2 separate regions of the Mus musculus genome follow, and region 2 is linked to region 1. A link is a loop called in an ENCODE intact Hi-C map of the cell type or tissue named here. Cell type or tissue: heart. All regions are shown on one strand. Each heading gives the region's core, and the rest is flanking DNA. Links, peaks and the distances in the headings are about the cores only. Region 1 overlaps Vps53 (VPS53 GARP complex subunit). Region 2 holds the start of Rflnb (refilin B).

What was found. Peaks named below come from ENCODE experiments on the same cell type or tissue, not always from the same donor. Only the 100,000 strongest peaks of a DNase experiment are listed, where the experiment ranks them.
Region 2: it touches region 1 in a loop (5-fold over the local background); 7 of 42 quality-filtered maps call a loop at or near these places.

Annotation. Positions count from the first base shown.
Region 1 is chr11:76,076,833-76,084,832 of GRCm38, reverse strand. It overlaps Vps53 (VPS53 GARP complex subunit), which reads left to right. Exons shown (of 22, transcript NM_026664.4): 14 at 2,149-2,391; 15 at 3,539-3,686; 16 at 7,711-7,793. Among named protein-coding and RNA genes, the nearest start is that of Rflnb, 53 kb to the right of the region's middle. In heart, for the core only: no CTCF peak of the experiment used is centred there; DNase peaks (open chromatin) are centred at 3,352 and 4,302.
Region 2 is chr11:76,022,761-76,032,028 of GRCm38, reverse strand. It overlaps Rflnb (refilin B), which reads left to right and starts at 4,247. Exons shown (of 3, transcript NM_029658.1): 1 at 4,247-4,601; 2 at 6,972-7,081. The coding sequence starts at 4,392. In heart, for the core only: CTCF peaks have their summits at 994, 4,171 and 5,131; DNase peaks (open chromatin) are centred at 4,188, 4,698 and 6,731; H3K4me3 peaks cover 1,921 bases; H3K27ac peaks cover 1,630 bases; H3K27me3 peaks cover 1,261 bases.

The DNA.
Region 1 (8,000 bases), core at 1-8,000:
TAGCCAGGGCAGTGGGCTGAGGGAGCATGAACAAATACCGCCACCCCAGGGGAGACCCACTAGTGCACACAGAGACCTTAACACTGTAAATCAGCTGTGTCTATGGCAGATACTTGCTGGAGTGCTGTTCCCAGTACTGTGGAATTACAGCATAAATCAGGGAATGGGCCCTGTTGATTCACATCACCCACTGTGCACCAGGATAGGGAAAGCTTGACCTGTTACACAGTACAGAAAAATATTTACTCAAGTGCTAAAACCAGGTGCTGTGGTACATGCATGTAATTCCAGCAGTGGAGAAACTGAGGCAGGATATCACAAGTTTCAGGCCAGTTTGGGCAACATAGTAAAACCCTGCCTGGAAAAAAAAAATAGTAAGAACCAGGTGTATAGCACATACTATACCCCAGCACTCAGGAGGCTAATACAAGAGGAGAGTCATAAGTTCAAAGCCAGTCTCAAAACAGATGAACAAACCAAAACCAAATCATGTGGTAGTGAGTGGCAGGTGATGGCAGTTCCAGCTGAGGGAGCAGGTGTTGGTTTGAGTGTGCAATGGGGTCATGGCCTAGAGAGCTAGATGGAAGGTGCTTTGGCCAGGAGGTGACAAGTGAAGGCCCAGCAGTGGGGCCACAGAGGTGACTGGCCTGGGTGCCTTCTCCGCATAAGAGCTGTGAGGATCCATGGGAAAGTAGGGCAAGAAGAGTTTGTGCAGAGTGGGGGTGGTGGCCAAGGCACTTGCAAAGGTCATCCAAAGAGGCCTGTCTCCACAGGCAGAGACCTAGCTCTGTTAAGCAGCCACATCTGGATGTCATAAACCGAGTAACAAAAGCACTGGAGTAAAATGTCAATTGTTTCCTATTCCTGCTAATCGATGCTGTGTGTGGTTCTTGCCTTTTTCTCCTTATTGTATAAATATATTTTTAAAACACAGCTGGATTCTTATAGCCTTAGCCAGCAAGCTAAAAAGATACCACATGTCAAGAGGGGCCTCCCATTGTCCTCACAACACAGCTGTACAGAGGACAGTAGTTAAAGCCCTGCTAGATTCCAGCTCCTGATGACTTGGAGTGACTAGGGCAACTTGAGAGATGTTTGATTGGGAAAGTGGAGACAGATCCCAGCCACCCTCCTCATCATGACCAGGCAAGCCACTTTTCCCAGGCACCACTTATATCCCAAGATTTTTTTTTTTTTTTACATCTTTAATTCTGAAAGTTCTACAGAAAAACTATTCATCTTAAAGAAGGAAAGCATTCTTTCTTTAAAGCCATCCATCCTCTGACACATTTAGGTTCATGATGTCTACATCTTTGTTGCCATCAGAGCCTTTTTGTAGGCTGGTGAAAAGCATGAGGCTGGGGTCCAGGCTGTGGGGGTTTGCACCCTGCTTGTCTTGGACAAGGTGTTTTTCTGTGCCTGGCTTTTGGAGACGGGGCATAGTAAAGTAGGTACCTCCGAGGGTTATTGCTAAGAGTTAGCATTCTGTGACATGATTATAAAGTACAGCTGTGACTCCTGGGCCATCATAAGTGTCTAGGAAATGGTCACCACCTTTAGAATTTGGGACTTTGGTTTGTGGAAAGGGGAGCTGGTGCTTGGCATTCCGGGGTGCATGCTTCTGTGGCAGGTTCTCCAGCCAGTTCTGCCACCCAGTTTTATGACAGAGTTTTAGGTGTCAGTTTTCTCACCTTCTGAAGGAGCAGCAGTGCTCTGTCTCCCTCACCGGGGTCTGGGGTCAGACATAGTGATGAGATGCCTGGAGCAAAGCAATCTACAAATGCCAGACTTCATTACTGCCATCTTTTTTTTTTTTTTTTTTTTTTTTTTTTTTTTTTTGGTTTTTCAAGACAGGGTTTCTCTGTGTAGCTCTGGCTGTCCAGGAACTCACTTTGTAGACCCAGCTGGCCTCGAACTCAGAAATCTGCCTGCCTCTGCCTCCCAAGTGCTGGGATTAAAGGCGTGCGCCACTACCGCCTGGCTACTGCCATTTTTTTAAGCAGGGAGATGAGTGCCACATGGATAAAATGGGCCCACTTGTAAATTTGGGTCGCACCAGGGAAGAGCACTCATGGGAACAGCTTCGGTCCTTGCAGACAGCACTCCTGCCTGATCTCTCCAAGTGAAACAATATTTCTGCTTTTCCAGAAACCTCAGCGAGCTGATAGACCGGTTTGTGGCAGATTTCAAAGCCCAGGGCCCACCCAAGCCCAACACTGACGAAGGGGGTGCTGTGCTCCCCAGCTGCGCTGACCTCTTTGTCTACTACAAGAAGTGCATGGTGCAGTGCTCACAGCTCAGCACAGGCGAGCCCATGATCGCCCTGACTACCATCTTCCAGAAGTACCTCCGAGAATACGCCTGGAAAATCCTCTCTGGCAACCTGCCTAAGTGAGTCCTGTTCTCCTCACACTCAGCGGGGAATTGAGGCTCCTGATATCCCTAAATATGGGAGTCTCAAAGGAAAGCCACTCAGGTTGTTTACTGAACTGCTAAGAATGTCGAAGAAGAAAACACTCCTCCCAGGCTCTCAAGGACCTGACCCACTGTTGGTGATGTCTTCTATAATGGCATCCACAGCTGACCACGACTGTCAGCAGGCATGTTCCCCCAGACACCAGTGTAGGTCACAGTACATCACTAAGCTGGGCCTTTATGTATATGTATACCGTACACATGGTGTCAGCACAGAAAAAAAGAAGTTAGTTACTCAGTAGCAGAGGCAATGTGGCTCCAGCCTGTTGATGCCCGATAGACAAGCTTTCTTCCTCTGACTGTCTTCCAGCCTCTGATGCTGTGACCACAGCCCTAAGTGTAGATGTGGGTGAATTGGGGCAGGGGAGAACGCTGAGTGGGTACAGTGTCTCCTGCACAAGCGTGAGGAGCCAAGTTCAGATCCCCAGCACCACACAAAAGGCTGGGCTCGACAACATTCGCCTGTAACAGCAGCAGCAGGAGGGCAGAGGCAAGAAGACCCCAGGGCCTCAATGGAGCTAGTCAGGCCAACTCTAGCAAGCTCTGGGCTTAGTGAGAGACTTATCTCCAAAACCAGATGGAGAAAGACAGAGGAGGACGCCATCATCAACTCTGCTCTCTACTTGTGTGTTCATGGGCGCATGTGTGCACTGTTAGGCCGTCTTACTCCATGTGTGCACTTATGAGCTCCACATGTATGCACCTTAACTAAGAAAGATTAAGGAGAAGCAGATTCTGTGCCACAGATGGCCCAAGTGGGATCTTCACCTCGGGGAATCCCAAGCCAAGGCACTAGGTCAGCTGGTCTCCTTGGTGAGCATGGGGTCACCCCAGGTGAGGACTGCTCCCCGCTCTCTAGGCGTTGTGTCTTCCTGTTCCTGTGGGTGAGATGGCCTGAACAGATGACAGTCAAGGTAAGGTCAGGAGCAAAGGCCCCCATTGTGTGTTGATTTATTTGTACTGTAGCCAGCCTTTCCTCTGCTTTCTTCCCTGTCATAAAATATGCAGCTTCAGGAAGCAAGTTAGCAGCTGCAGCCTGACTAGTTCCTGTCCTTTTTTTCAGAACCAGCAGCAGCAGTGGGGGGCTGACCATCAGCAGCCTCCTCAAAGAGAAGGAGGGCTCAGAAGTGGCCAGGTTCACTCTGGAGGAGCTGTGTCTCATCTGCAGCATCCTGAGCACAGCCGAGTATTGTCTGGCTACCACCCAGCAGGTGAGCACCCATCCAAGCTCGCCTCTCTCCCAGAGCTCTCTCCCACGCCTGGAGTGGGACCTGTGAGCTCCACTAAGGTCTCCTGCCACCTTGGGCAGGCCGCTTAGCCTCTCAGGAGCAAACTCACCTTATAGTCAGAGACTGCCCAGGCAGCCATCTTACAGGGGAGAAACGGCCAGCTTTCACCCACATGTAAGCTACAAAACAGGCATGACCTCTTAAAAGTAGGTCAGTAGCACAGTGTCCTTCATGGGAAAAGCATCAATAAACTGACTTCTGGGTACCAAGCAGCCTTTCCTGCCATTTTGTAGCATCCTCTGTCCACCATAACAAACAACCATTGTTTGAAGTGTTAACTGTGAAGCAGAAAGGGTGAGGCCTCTGATGGAGCCAATGGAAGGCAATTCAACAAACTAGCTTTGCAGAAGGTGAGCCAGAGGAACTTGCCACTCAGCCCTCCACGGGGTTATAGACTTCTTTTCCCCATTTGGCCTGGGATCCCCCTGAAGCAACCTGAGAGAATCCTGCTCTCCCTGATGTTAATGTGTATTTCCTAAGCATCTAAGAAGTCAGCTACAAGGGGCAGTTCAGACGTGACAGCTTGGCATTCCTATGTGCCAGAACATGAACACAGGAAGTGTCCAGCATACTCCTTGAGGGTCAGCCAGCTGGGCCCAGAGGCCAAGGCCAAGGCAGTAGCATACTCTACTTGGGGGTGTGGTCACATATACAAGGAATGACTCACAGACCACTTTGGCCTAGGAGACAGAGACAGAGAGAGACAGAGATGTTCAAACCCCTCATGAGGAAAATAGATGTTTAGAGTATATGAATGAATAAGACACATAAAATAATGTCACTAATTCAGAGATTTAGACAGGGTCTCAGGGTATAGATAGGCTGGCCTCAAAAACTCAGAGATTGCCCTCTGCCTCCAAGTGCTGGGATTAAAGGTGTGCTCCAACCCCCACCCTACCCCCACCACTATTCCTCCACCACCACCACCCAGCTCTTAACACAGAATCTTAGACATCAAGTGAGGAAAGTGACACACCGCACCTCTGCATTTAGAGGAAACTCAGAAGTTCAGGGTCTTCTTCAGCTACATAGAGCGCTTAAGGCCAGCCTGGACTAGAGACCCTGTCTTAAAACATAATAGGGGCTGGAGACATGCTCAGCAGTTAAGAGCACTAGTTGCTCTTCCAGAGGACCCAGGTTGGATTCTCAGCATCTACATTGCAGCTTACAACTGTCTGTAACTCCATTTCTAAGAGATTGGTTGCCTTTTCTGGTCCACAGGCACCAGGCACTCTTGTGGCACACATAGATACATGCAAGCAAAATAGTCATATACATAAAATAATAAAATAGTTTTTAAAAAGTGAACTTGAGATGCTACATCATGTAACAAGTGATCAATTCAAGACAGAGTCGCCACAGACTCAGGAATTGCAGTGGATTCAACTGTGCCCTCAAAGCTAAGTCCTGCTCAGCCGTGGGTATTGGAGTATTTGGGAATTAGGCCTTTTAGGCAAGAAAAAAACTTTTTAAAGATTTATTTATTTATTTTATATTTATGAGTACACTATAGCTGTCTTCAGACACACCAGAAGAGGGCATTGGATGCCATGACAGATCGTTATGAACCACCATGAGGATACTGGGAATTGAACTCAGGACCTCTGGAAGAGCAGTTAGTGTTCTTAACTGCTGAGCCATCTCTCCAGCCCCTAGGCAAGAAAATTTTACAATGAATCCAAACACCATTGACAAATAAGAGTAAAAGTTGGGTGGTATATATCTTGATTTTCAGACTTACTATAGGGCTAGGGCATTCAGTGGTAGAATACTCACCTAGCGTGTGTGCCGCCCTGGCTTCAGACCACCCAAGACCTCTCACAGGGCTAGAGTAAGGAAGACGGTGCTGCTGTTGGCAAGAGCACCTCCTCTTTCCAAGCAGTTGCTGCTCTCCATCTTGCTAACATGTCCTCCCAAACACTTTGCATTTTTCTTTTTAAGAAAAATAGTCTCAAATTCTACATGTTATTCTACAACAAAGTGGCCTTATTTTGTTCATAATTAGATCATAGACATCTTCCTTTTTTCTTTCTCATTCTATCTATCTATCTATCTATCTATCTATCTATCTATCTATCTGTCTATCTGTCTGTCTGTTTCTATCTATCTCTGTCTCTCTAAGACAAATTCTCCTTTTGGGGGTGAGGTGTCGAGACAGAGTTTCTCTGTATAGCAGAACCACAGATGTCCTGGATGTCCTGGACTTGGTTTGTAAACCAGGCTGGCCTCAAACTCACAGATACCCACCTGCCTCTGCCTCCCCAGTGCTGGGATTAAAAGCTTGTGTCACCATATCCAGCTGACAAATTCTTGTTGGCCCAGGCTAGATTACAGCAGTTTTCACTGTCTCTGCCTCTAGATAGCTGGGATTCCAATTCCAGGCCAGCACACTTGGCTGTCTCAGACATCTTTTGATACCAGTGCTACCTCAGCTTTCTCAACCCGTTTTGAGTCTCTCGTTAATTCTGTCATCCCTTCAAGGGAGCTTTACTATACACTTCTATGTGCTGCTTCAGCTGGTGTTGTGCAGAGGAGACAGGCATCTTCCTGTCAGGAGACTTAGAGCAGATGGAAAACAAATAGCAAGCAAGCAGGCGAGGGTTTCCCTGCCACTCTGTAGTAAGGGTGGGAGAAGAAACAAACACCAAGAGAGGAGTTGGGAGGGCTAGGAAATGGAGTCAGGAGGGGGAGCAGGGACATTGTAGAGGGAGGAAATATGGAGACCAAGACCCTGCAATTGTAAATGCCAGAGGCAAGGCAAAGATAGCAAGATGGGACCAGAGAGATAGATGACAAGAGCCATGCCATGCTTAAAGTTAGGATGTATCTTCAGCAAAGTAGCAGAGGCCCCTGGAGCATGTGAACACAGGTCTGTGGAACACTGTGCCACCCTCCCGCATAGGTGTCCAGGTTTTCAGTAATATGAACCCTTCTGGGAAGAACTTTACAAATGCGGAGTCTGACCTATTGAGTTCTCTAAACAGCCCCTCACCCCTTAGTAGTGGCAGAATTAAATCTTCCAAAAGTCCTTGCATGGCTCCATCCCTCTAAGAGCACTTTAAATCTTAATGCAAAGCACTCACCTTCTTAGAGTGAGAGTGACTCTCTTAAGAGTGCTAGATTTATCCATCCCCAGGGCATTTTTAGGTACGCACAGATCCCGACCATCCTATATCTCTCCATCGTATATCACTCCGGAGGATGTGAATGCTCCTGCCCTAAGCTGACCAAAGTAAAGATGTATTTCTGATTCATCACTGAGACATCTGGTACCTTGGCAAACATCTTGGCTGATTTTACTGTCACTCTCATTAAAAGTTCCCAACACTGGTTGGGGAGGCTACATATCACAGGGTAAGCAGGGAAACTATACGTAGATACAGCTTAAGAGAAGGAGGGATCAGAAGTGTCCCTCCTTCATAGATACGGCTTAAGGGAGGAGAGGTTTTTGCAGTCCACCCACGCTGGGAAAGAGCAATGGTGCTCCTGGCTGTGCAGACATGAGAAGAGACTCCTCTGGCTATTGGCCAGGAGGCAGGGTTCTCCTGTAACCTTCAAATGCTCTCACCCACTTTTGATATGCAGTCTCTAACTCATAAAGGCTCTACGGCCTTCAAAATAGCGCCACCACTAGGGACCAAATACTCAAATCATGAGCCTGTAGAGAACAAACCATGCGAGCTATTGGTGTGTTCTCAGAAGTGAGCCCAGAGTGGTGCCAAAGGAGCTGGGCTCTAGGGAGCTTATTTGACCCTATCACCTGCTGTGGCTACTGTAGTCCTCACCTATGAAGTCAGGGTAACAGGACTTCCCTCACATCCTGTGGGAATTAAGTGTCCCATGTCATGCCTAGAACTGTCTGGGTCGTCACTTTGTGAGCCTCAGTAGTATGGAACACCTTTGGGTAATCATTAAACACCCTTCTGCTTCTGCCCTTTTCTAACAGCTAGAAGAAAAACTCAAAGAAAAAGTTGATGTGAGCCTGACTGAACGAATTAATCTCACAGGAGAAATGGACACATTCAGCACGTACGTACCTTCCAGGCACTTGCTGCAGGTCAGCCTTCCTTCTTCACAGACGCCGTGTGCTTTAGTCTCTACTAAGAGAGGTCCCAGGGCGTTCATGCCCCATCAGCTGTGAGAAGAGTGCCCCCTTACCCCTCCTCCTCCTCCTCTGCCTCTGCCTCCTTTTCCTCTTCTTCCTCTTTCTTTTCTTCCTCCTCCTTCTTTTCCTAC
Region 2 (9,268 bases), core at 642-8,641, 53 kb after region 1:
ACCACAGAGTCTGGTTCCTGGCTAAAGCACATCTTTTTTATTCCGCCCTGCTCCCTTAAAACAAAATTTAAAAAAAACAACAACAACAACAAAACCTAACAAGGGCTCATGTAGCCCAGGCTGGCCTCAAACTCTCAAGGTAGTCAAGGATACCCTTCAGTTCATATATATTCATATATGTATATATGTATAGATATATATATGAAATGTGCATTTATGTTTTGCCTGCATGTATGTCTGTGTGAGGCTGTTGGATCCTCTGGAACTGGAAATATAGAAAGCTGTGAGCTGCCATGTGTACTGGAAACTGAACTTTGACCTTGAGAAGAACAGCAAGTGTTTTTACCTCCTGAGCCATCTCTTCAGTCAGGCCTTTAATTCTCAGATTTGTGATCCCTGTGTCTCCATCTCCTAAGTGCTGATGTTGCGGGCCTGTGCCACCTACCCTTCCTTCTTGAATAAGTATGGCAGATCTCTTCCAATGTCCTTTGAAAATAAGGACTTTAATCTTCAGATACTTAGAGGAAAGAATTGAGTTCTAGTTTTTAAAGCATTTCGTTAGCATGAATACATGAAGGAAAGAAGAGATCTGGACAGTGAGGCAAATCCTCCCCATTATTGAACAGAGAACAACCCTGAATCCTGGAGGCTGGAGACCCCAATGTGCCACAGACATGGGCAAAAGCCAGAAGACTGAGCCGAGAGTGGTTTTAGTCCATTGGCTGGCTTTGCTGAAGACAGGCCAGTCCACAGAAATAAGCAGCAGCCATGAGGGGGGTCCTGCTTTGCCCTTGTCTGACTTAATTCCCATTTGGGCATCAGTTTACTAAGTGCAAAAAGAAAAGAGAGAAAAACAAACCTTACAAAAGCTTCAGGGTTGGCATCCGTTGTCAGGCAGCCTTTGTTCCTGAGGGATGCTGGGAGAGAGCACAGGCTGGAAGCCAAGGTCTGTGAGGACACGGTGCCTCTGTGATCTAGGCCCCTAGCGGTGATGACCCTTTTCTGAAAGGACAGCATTTAGATGAGGCCAATCTCTATGTAGGCCCCATGGTCTCTCTGGACCTTGCTTGTTTTGTCTAACCTACCTCCTGGTTTCTACAGATAACCAGCTGTTCCTCAATTGAAAGCCTGTCTCCAAAACTGGGCCAGGATGGGTCAGGGGAGAGTCAGGTGCCTCTTTCTTTCCCCTGCTGGCTTTATTTTACTTTATTTTAATACAAGTTCTTGGTATGTAGCCCCGACGGGCCTGGAATTCCCCCCAAGCTTTAATTAGGATATTCTGAGCAACATCCTGGGGGAAACATCTGGAAGAAGATGTAAGATAGTGAAGAATTTGTGGAGCAAGGCTCTAGGAAGCTGGGGGTAGTGGTTCACACCATAATCCTAGTACTTGGAAGTGATAGGCTGAGGCAGGAGAATTGTCTAGAATTTCAGGCCAGAAACTTTGTTGTTGTTGTTTTTGAGACAGGCTTCTCTGTGTAGTCCAGGCTGTCCTGGAGCTAGCTCTGTAGAACAGGCTGGCCTTGAACTCATAGAGACCTGCCTGCCTTTGCCTCCCAGGTGTTGGGATTAAAGGTGTGTGCCAAGAGAGCATTTTAGGTCTAAACTCACTGCTCAAGGCTGCAGAGATAGAGCCCAATTCCAGGATCTGAGCTGCAAAGTTCACACACACACAGTTACATGGCAAATCCCCTTCTAGGGACATCTGAGTCCATTGGTTTGGCCCTTTCTCATTCCAAGAGCACCTCTGTTCTCCAACCAGGAGTGCCAGGGATCCCAGACAAGGCCTGGCCAGATAGTATTATCGGCAGGAGATTTATGGGTGATTCTGGGGATTCTGAATGGGACAGAGGTTCACCACCTTGACCTCTGCATCCTGAACAGTCCTATGTTTGATTCTCCTCCAAGCCCTGCTGATTTCTGCATACATCAGTGTTAAACAGATAAGGAAAGAAGGGAGGGAGGGAGGGAGGGAGGGAGAGAGGGAGGGAGGGAGGGAGGGAGGGAGGGAGGGAGGGAGGGAGGGAGGGAGGGAGGGAGGGAGGGAGGGAGGACTGATGGGATGCTCAGCTCATGCTTTGAGAGTTGCTTGGTAATTCTGCAGAGGCAGGAGGATGCCCTGTTTGGTCTGTGACTGAAAGAGTTGGGAGAGGTTGTTTTTGGTGGACAGACAGAACTCAGACAGGTTGTAAAATCAGCTACTCCCAGTGTCTAGGTTGATGACTGCTACTCCTGGATTTCAGAAGCTTCTCTGATATCCTGGGCCAGCTGCTTTCTGATCACCGGTGCAGTGAGGAAGTGTGCCAAAACCGTGTCTCCCTGAATTCTCTTGAAGCCTCTAAAGTCTGGCAGCTTCATGCTCTCTTGCTCATGCTAGCAGCTTTGATGTCTCCGTGGGTCTTCTGCCGGAATGTAGATCAGTATTCAGAGTGGTGCTCAGAGGGTGGCAGTGTGGCCTCAGAATGGTGCTCAGAGGGTGGCAGTGTAGCTCTGGAGTCAGCAAGTCCCAAAGTAGGCACCTCCCAAACTGCCCCCACAACAATCCGCACTGAGATGGGGCGTGGTCCTCCTGGCCCAGCTTCTGAGCTTTCTCTGTCCCGACCTCCAGCTCTTCTGGCCTGGTGAAGCAGGAGGTTACCATCTCCTTGGAGCAACTGCTACCTTCCTGGTCATCTCTCCCAGTCTGACCAGTCCACTTTTCACACCCTCAGAAAGCACAGAGGTTTCTCCTCTGATGTGGGGGTCCAGTTCTGCAAGGTGTACAGATATTGAGGTCAACAGGGGTAGGGAAGTGTGACACCTCAGATTGTCCTTGCATTAGACACTTGTCCAGTACTGTACACTGTAGATTTTTGTAACCTATTCCCACCACCCCTGAATGAATGAACAACCTCCCAGTCCAGCCCCCTACAGGATGTATCCTCTGTAGAAGGAATGACCCTGGCTTTCTGTTCCTAGCAAGCTGCCTTCTATCCATCACATGATTAAAGGCAAGCCCTTCTCTCTCCGTATCAAAAATGATGGGTAGAGAGAAAGGAGGACTGAACTTTGCTGGTAGATCTAGTCACTCTGAACATATATATATATATATATATATATATATATATATATATATATATATATTTTAACAAATCTGCCCCAAGCAGGACAGATGTTCTTTGTTCTTGCAAAGATGTGGATTGGACCACGAAGGTGATCCAGGGAAGACTTCTGGTGGAGCACGTGGCACTTGGTGTTGACCCCGGGACATCTCCATGAGAGGAAAGAAAGAAAGAAAGAAAGAAAGAAAGAAAGAAAGAAAGAAAGGAAGGAAGGGGAAGGGGAAGGGGAAGGGGAAGGGGAAGGGGAAGGGGAAGGGGAAGGGGAAGGGGAAGGGGAAGGGGAAGGAAAGGAAAGGAAAGGAAAGGAAAGAAGAAAAGACAATGATTTTAGGCACACCCCAACTCAATTACTTCCCACTGAAGAAGAGCTTCTCTGTCAAACCTATCAGGAAGGACCACAGTCTGTTTGCTGTTGAGTTTAGGTTTTGTTTTGTTTGTAGAAGAGATTCCCTCTGATAGGACAGAGGGAGAAAGTTCCTGTGAGTGAATAGACTGTGGCCTCCATAAGGGGAATCTTGACTCCCTAAGAGAGCTGCTCTGTTTGCTGGTCTCTTTGGGAGATCCAAGCCTGTGACACCCTCAGAACTTCCCTGCCTGGACTGGCCACAGCCTGTTCAGCTGTGCCCGGGACCAGGGAGTGATCGACGCCCCCGGGAGTCCGGAGGAGTAGGCCCTCTCTCCTCCGGGGCAGACGTGAGAGCCAGAGCAGGCCCTGCTGAGCCAACAGGCCGCTGGAGCCATACGAAGCGCATTAAGTATTAATAATTTCCAGTTGTTTGCTCGTCCTCTCTCCCCACGCCCCCCCCCCCCCCCCCGCCCCCGGCCTCTGCAGACTGGGACTCCTTGGCTCTGGGCTGCCAGATCTAGAGATATTAGCACCTCTCGGGGGCCGGGGGACAGTGCATGGAGCAAGGATCGCCGTGGACCATAGGGACAGGGTGCGGGGCCGGACGAAGCCTCGCAGCTTTGCCAGTCGCGGCATGCCGGGGAGGTGGGAGGGGAGGCCCGTCGCGGGAAGATCGGCGCTCGGACGAGCTGGGCGGCGCGCGGCGGGAGCGCAGCGGCCCCTGGCGCTTGGCCTCTCGGCGGTCACCGCGGCTGGGCCAGCCCTCGGGGCGGGGCGGAGGGCGGGGCCTCGAACGAGCGCGGCCGCTGGCGACACCCGGACAACGCGCCGGCGGCGGGGCAAGGAGGGCAGCCCGGAGGGCAGCGGCCCCGGCCCGCGTGTGCGGCCCTCTCTTGCACTCCAACACCGCGGCGGCTGTGCCCGGTCCCGCCACACGTGCAGCTATGGTGGGCCGGCTGAGCCTGCAGGATGTCCCTGAACTCGTGGACACGAAGAAAAAAGGCGACGGCGTCCTGGACAGCCCGGACTCGGGGCTGCCCCCAAGCCCTAGCCCCAGCCACTGGGGGCTCGCAGCGACGGCGGGCGGCGGTGGGGAGCGCGCTCCGGTCGCAGGGACGCTGGAGCCCGATGCGGCGGTGACCCCTATAGTCCCGGTGAGTTGCCTCCCGCGCGGACTTCTCCCAGTCCCGGCCCACCCGCAGCCCTCCCCGGGGAGTCTCCAGCTTTCGCAGTCGGTGCGGCCACCCGCCCGTCGAGACGGCGTGGCCATCGCCGGGAGCCGGGGCGGGAGCGTAGCGAGAGAGCCTGGCCAGCTGGAGCCAGTGGCTGGAAAATTGTCATCGCCTGGGAGGCGCGGGAGCCCCGGGAGAGGCAAGCCGCGGTCTCCTCCCTTCGAGGTGGCGGCCCCCGAGGCTGCCAGGCTGCGGCTCGACCACATTCCTGCTGGGGCGGGCTGGGTGGGGCTCCCGGGACACGGACAGGGATCCCGGGCCCTCCCCACCCGGGGGGCCCACGCCCCGCGGCTTTGCTCCCAAAGCGGCCTCCCTCTGCCGGGACCTGGGAGAGGGGTGTGCTCTGGGCTCCTGGCGCAAGGCGGACCACAGCCTTTGGGGTTAGTCACACACAAGAGTCTTCAGGGTCTGGTAGGTCTTTTTTTCCCAGCCAGTGTTCTGCACTTAATGAGATCAGCGTCCTCCAGGTGGCCAGGGCTTTGAAAGTATTAATCCTTTTCCTTCTTTTCCTTTAAACTCTTTGCAAGAAAAACTCCCAAGTCTGTTTTGTCTTGGGATCTGTTCAGGTGATGATATTCAGAGCACAGCTCAAGAAAGGCCACATCCTGTCTACAGTAGAAGCTCAAAGTAAGACTGAAGGAGAGCTGTGACTGTGCCTCCCATGGGGAGGTCAGCGGCAAGTGTTATGCTTAAGGACCAAAATGGAGCTTTGCTGGTGTGGGGCCTTCTTGACCTACTGACCCTGTCCCAGCAAAAACCAGCACCTTTTATTTCCACTCCAAGGTGAAACTTGCTTCAGCTTGGTCTTTCAGTCTCTCTCATCTTTCCTGCTCTGACCACCGATCAGACACTCACTGGTGCCTCTGACATGGATTCCTGCACCTGACATGAACCTTGACCCTCTCACCTTTCCCATTCAAGTCCTGGTGGCCCTTCCTCACTATGTGGCCTCCTGGGGGAGCTTTCTCAGGCTTCTTCCAGAACCTGTGGCTTGGTGTCCAGGCTCAGTGTCTCTGTGTGGGTCTATCTTATCACTGCTGCTGACCCAATAGCGCACTGACTCTCTCCCACCCCTGGATACCCAGGGAATGTCTGTCTGGGGAGCAGGGATGGGGATACAAAGGAGGCAGGACAGGAGAAACCAGTATGGACACCTAGAAGAAAGATGTCTTGGAATTGTAGGAGAGCTCTGTGGCCTCACCTCATGCACACCCTCTGTCCACTTCCTTTAGCTTGAACTATATATCCCCTCCCCCACTGGTCTCAGTAAACTCCATCCTAGCCCTGGAATGGTACCCCAGCTCCCCAACATGCTTTTGGCTTTTGCATCTTCTGCTGGTAACACAGTAAAGATCCCTGAGCCAACCTCTTAGAAACACTTGCCTCCTTCTCTGTCCTAGGGGTGGGACTGCCTCTTCTACATCCTGGCACAAATGGAGTTCTTGCTCTTAAATTAAGCAAAGAAAATGACAGCTCTCGGAGAACCAGAGAGTACAAAGGGCTGCTAGGTCCTTCCACACTGTGTTTATCTCTGCACTGGAGCACAGAGGGGGACCAGAGAGGGTCACCTGAATTTGCCTGAATTTGTCAAAGCTGTATTCCACACACTAAGCTTTCTGGTTAGTGGAGGCCTGACCCAGAGCGAAGGCATCTCTGGCCTCCACTGTTAACAGTTGTGGGGACCCTCTGGCATGGATGGCGGCCGCTATATCAACCCCAGAGGCAAAGGAGATGGGGAAGCAGAGGTGGATCTTTACCTTAAAAACAAAACTCCTGGAAGCTTTGTCTCTTGGCATTAGGATTTAGCCTTTCTCTAACTATTGCTGGGACAACTGCGTGGGGGGAGGGGCTCTGCATAATTGAGGGTTCTGAAGAGTTAAGTCTGAGTTGTGGGGCTTTCTTGCCACAGGGCCCTCCCGTCAGTCCTGATGTGGACATAGTGTGTTCATCAGGTCAGCTTCCTCTTCTGCCTTTCTCAAACCTTCGGTGATGGGAAGGGGGGCACCCCTCCCCTCCCCCCAGCACACAGATAAGGACATAGGACGTGTGACACAGCTCTACAGAGGGCACAAAGCCCATTTAGGATGGACAGTGCCTACTGTGCACATGCGTGCATGTCACTGAGAAGTAGGGAGGGGCACTAGACTGATCTGGGATTTGAACCCTGACCTTCGGTGCCCTGTCTAATGCTCTTCTCATGCCATGGGCCAGCCCTGTCCTTTGTAGGGCCAGACTGTGGTCACCACAAGGCGGGTCACTCATAGCTTTATCCCTTCTCTCCTCTCCCGGAAGAACCCAGCATCTCTGACCCACTCGCTAGCTGCCATCTGCTCACCGAGACTCTGTCCCCTGTCCTTCGGCGAAGGAGTTGAGTTTGACCCCTTGCCACCAAAGGAAATAAAGTGAGTATACTGACCCTATTCTTAAAATATTAAAAAAAAAACCCAAGTATAATCGCTTATTGTTTTTGAAAAGGTTAATTATGAAAATGCACAGAAAACCATTAATAGTTTGACTTATTTTCTTATGCTCTAACTAGTTAAATATATAGGGACTCCATTATATAGCCATTTAAAGTTTGGGATGAAATCTTGCTGTGTCTCGTTAGCTGGCCTCGCATTCACTGTGTACCTCAGGCTGACTTCGAGCTTAGGCTACTTCTGTCTCAGCCTCCTGAGCGTGTACAGCATTACACCTAATGTGGACACTCTTTTTAAGTGGGATTTTGTGATAAAGTTCTGCCATGTTCTTTGTGTGTGTCATATACCATGCCATGGGGAGCCAAAGAGTCTGTCTGTTGAATTTATTAATTCTTCTTTCTAGAAGCCACGCATCCCTCTACCCCCAGCCCCAGTCAAGGTGCTATGACCTGTCTCACGTTATGTCACTGGGCAAGTCCTCTGGGAATGATCTCAACCAGGATTATCAGGGCAAATTGCTGTGGAGACGTTCCCGCAAAGAGCTGTCTTTTTAGGGAAAGGAATTTTACTTTTGGTGACTGGGGATTTTGTAGCTGCAGTTTCAGTTGCTTGAGCACAAAGGAGCCTTTGATAAGGAACAGAGGGAGGCTCACCCATTTAGAGGTGAGCAGGTTAGGCTTTTATTCCCCTGGAGCTTGTATTTCTGACAAAACTGGGACATGACTTTGTGACATTAGCTCCCATCAGAGTCTTGTGACTCTGGGGAGAAAGACACAAAGCTGGTTCACACTCACGCAACGCTTGTCGAGATGCTGATATCTGTGAAGCTGCAATACGAATGCGCCCAAGTCGTCACTGCGCTGCTTTCAGAACATATGAACCCCCTCAGCCATGAATGGTGTGTATACCTACAGTCCCAGCCAGCCCTCAGGAGGCTGAGGCTGGAGCATGGGGGACTCCAGCCTAGGTTGCTCTACTTTGCAAAACCTTGCTCCAAAATAATAAGATGATGACGGTGATGATGCAGCAACTAAGGGATGCAAATGGCACTGGGGTTGTAGCTGGCTTTCAGTGATTGGCTCAGGTCTCAGGGTCTCCCAAAGTTGGGAGGTTCCCAAACCATAGTTGAAGTGGGCCAAGCACTGAGATCATGGCTATAGCCAACCTTCTAGAAGCAGCACTTAGCACTTCTGGAATTCTTTCTCCTCTCATTCAAGAGCTGGCTGGTTATGGAGCGGAGCTGGTGGAGAAGCTCCTTAGCCCCACACAGCAGCCAACTCCACTGCGTTCCGTGACACAGTTCTACTTAGGAGGGTGTATTCAGAGAACAGGGATGTCACCACAGAGTGTCTCTGCTGGGTTTCTGTGGCTGAATATGCACCACGACCAAAAGCAATTTGTGGGGAGAGAGTTTATTCCAACTCACATCGTGAAGGGAAGTCAAGGCAGGAGAGCAACCTAGAGGTAGGGACCATGGAGGACTGCTGCTTACTGGCTTGCCCCTCTGTGCTTGCTCACTTGCTTTCTATACACCCTGGGACCAAATAAGGATGGCACTACCCACAGTGGGCTGTACCCTTCCACATCAATCACCAACCAAGACAAGGCTCCACGTTTGCCTATAAACTAAACTGATGGGGTGGGTCATTTTCTCAGTTGAGTTCCTTCTTCTCAGATGACTCTAGCTTGTATCAAGTCATCAAAAAAGTTAAAATGTTACCAACCCACTTGAATATGTTAACATGCAATTGTGCCTATTAAGAAGCTGCAAAGTCACTGGATAATGTCATCTTATGGGACCACTGTCATACATGTAGCCAGTCATTGACCGAAATATCTTTGTGCTGTGTGTGATTTAATTACCCCAACAGCTCCAGCTGCAAGTAGACATTTCACCCTTTGTTTTCAGGAACCTTTTATTGAAGTGTAGGCAAGTTAAGTCGTTAGACTAAAGGCTTCCAGCTAAGGTAAACTGGGATGGAATTCAGTTGCTGTGGAAATGCTGAGCTTACGGCAAACTTTGAAAGCCTGTGTGCTGCTTTTAGGCCCCCAGCTCAGGGCTAGGGGTTTAACTCAGGGTTGGAGTTCCTACTTAGCACTCAAGAGCATGGGTTCTATCTCCAGCCCTGCTATTCCATCAGTCAGTCCATCCATCCATCCAACCATCTA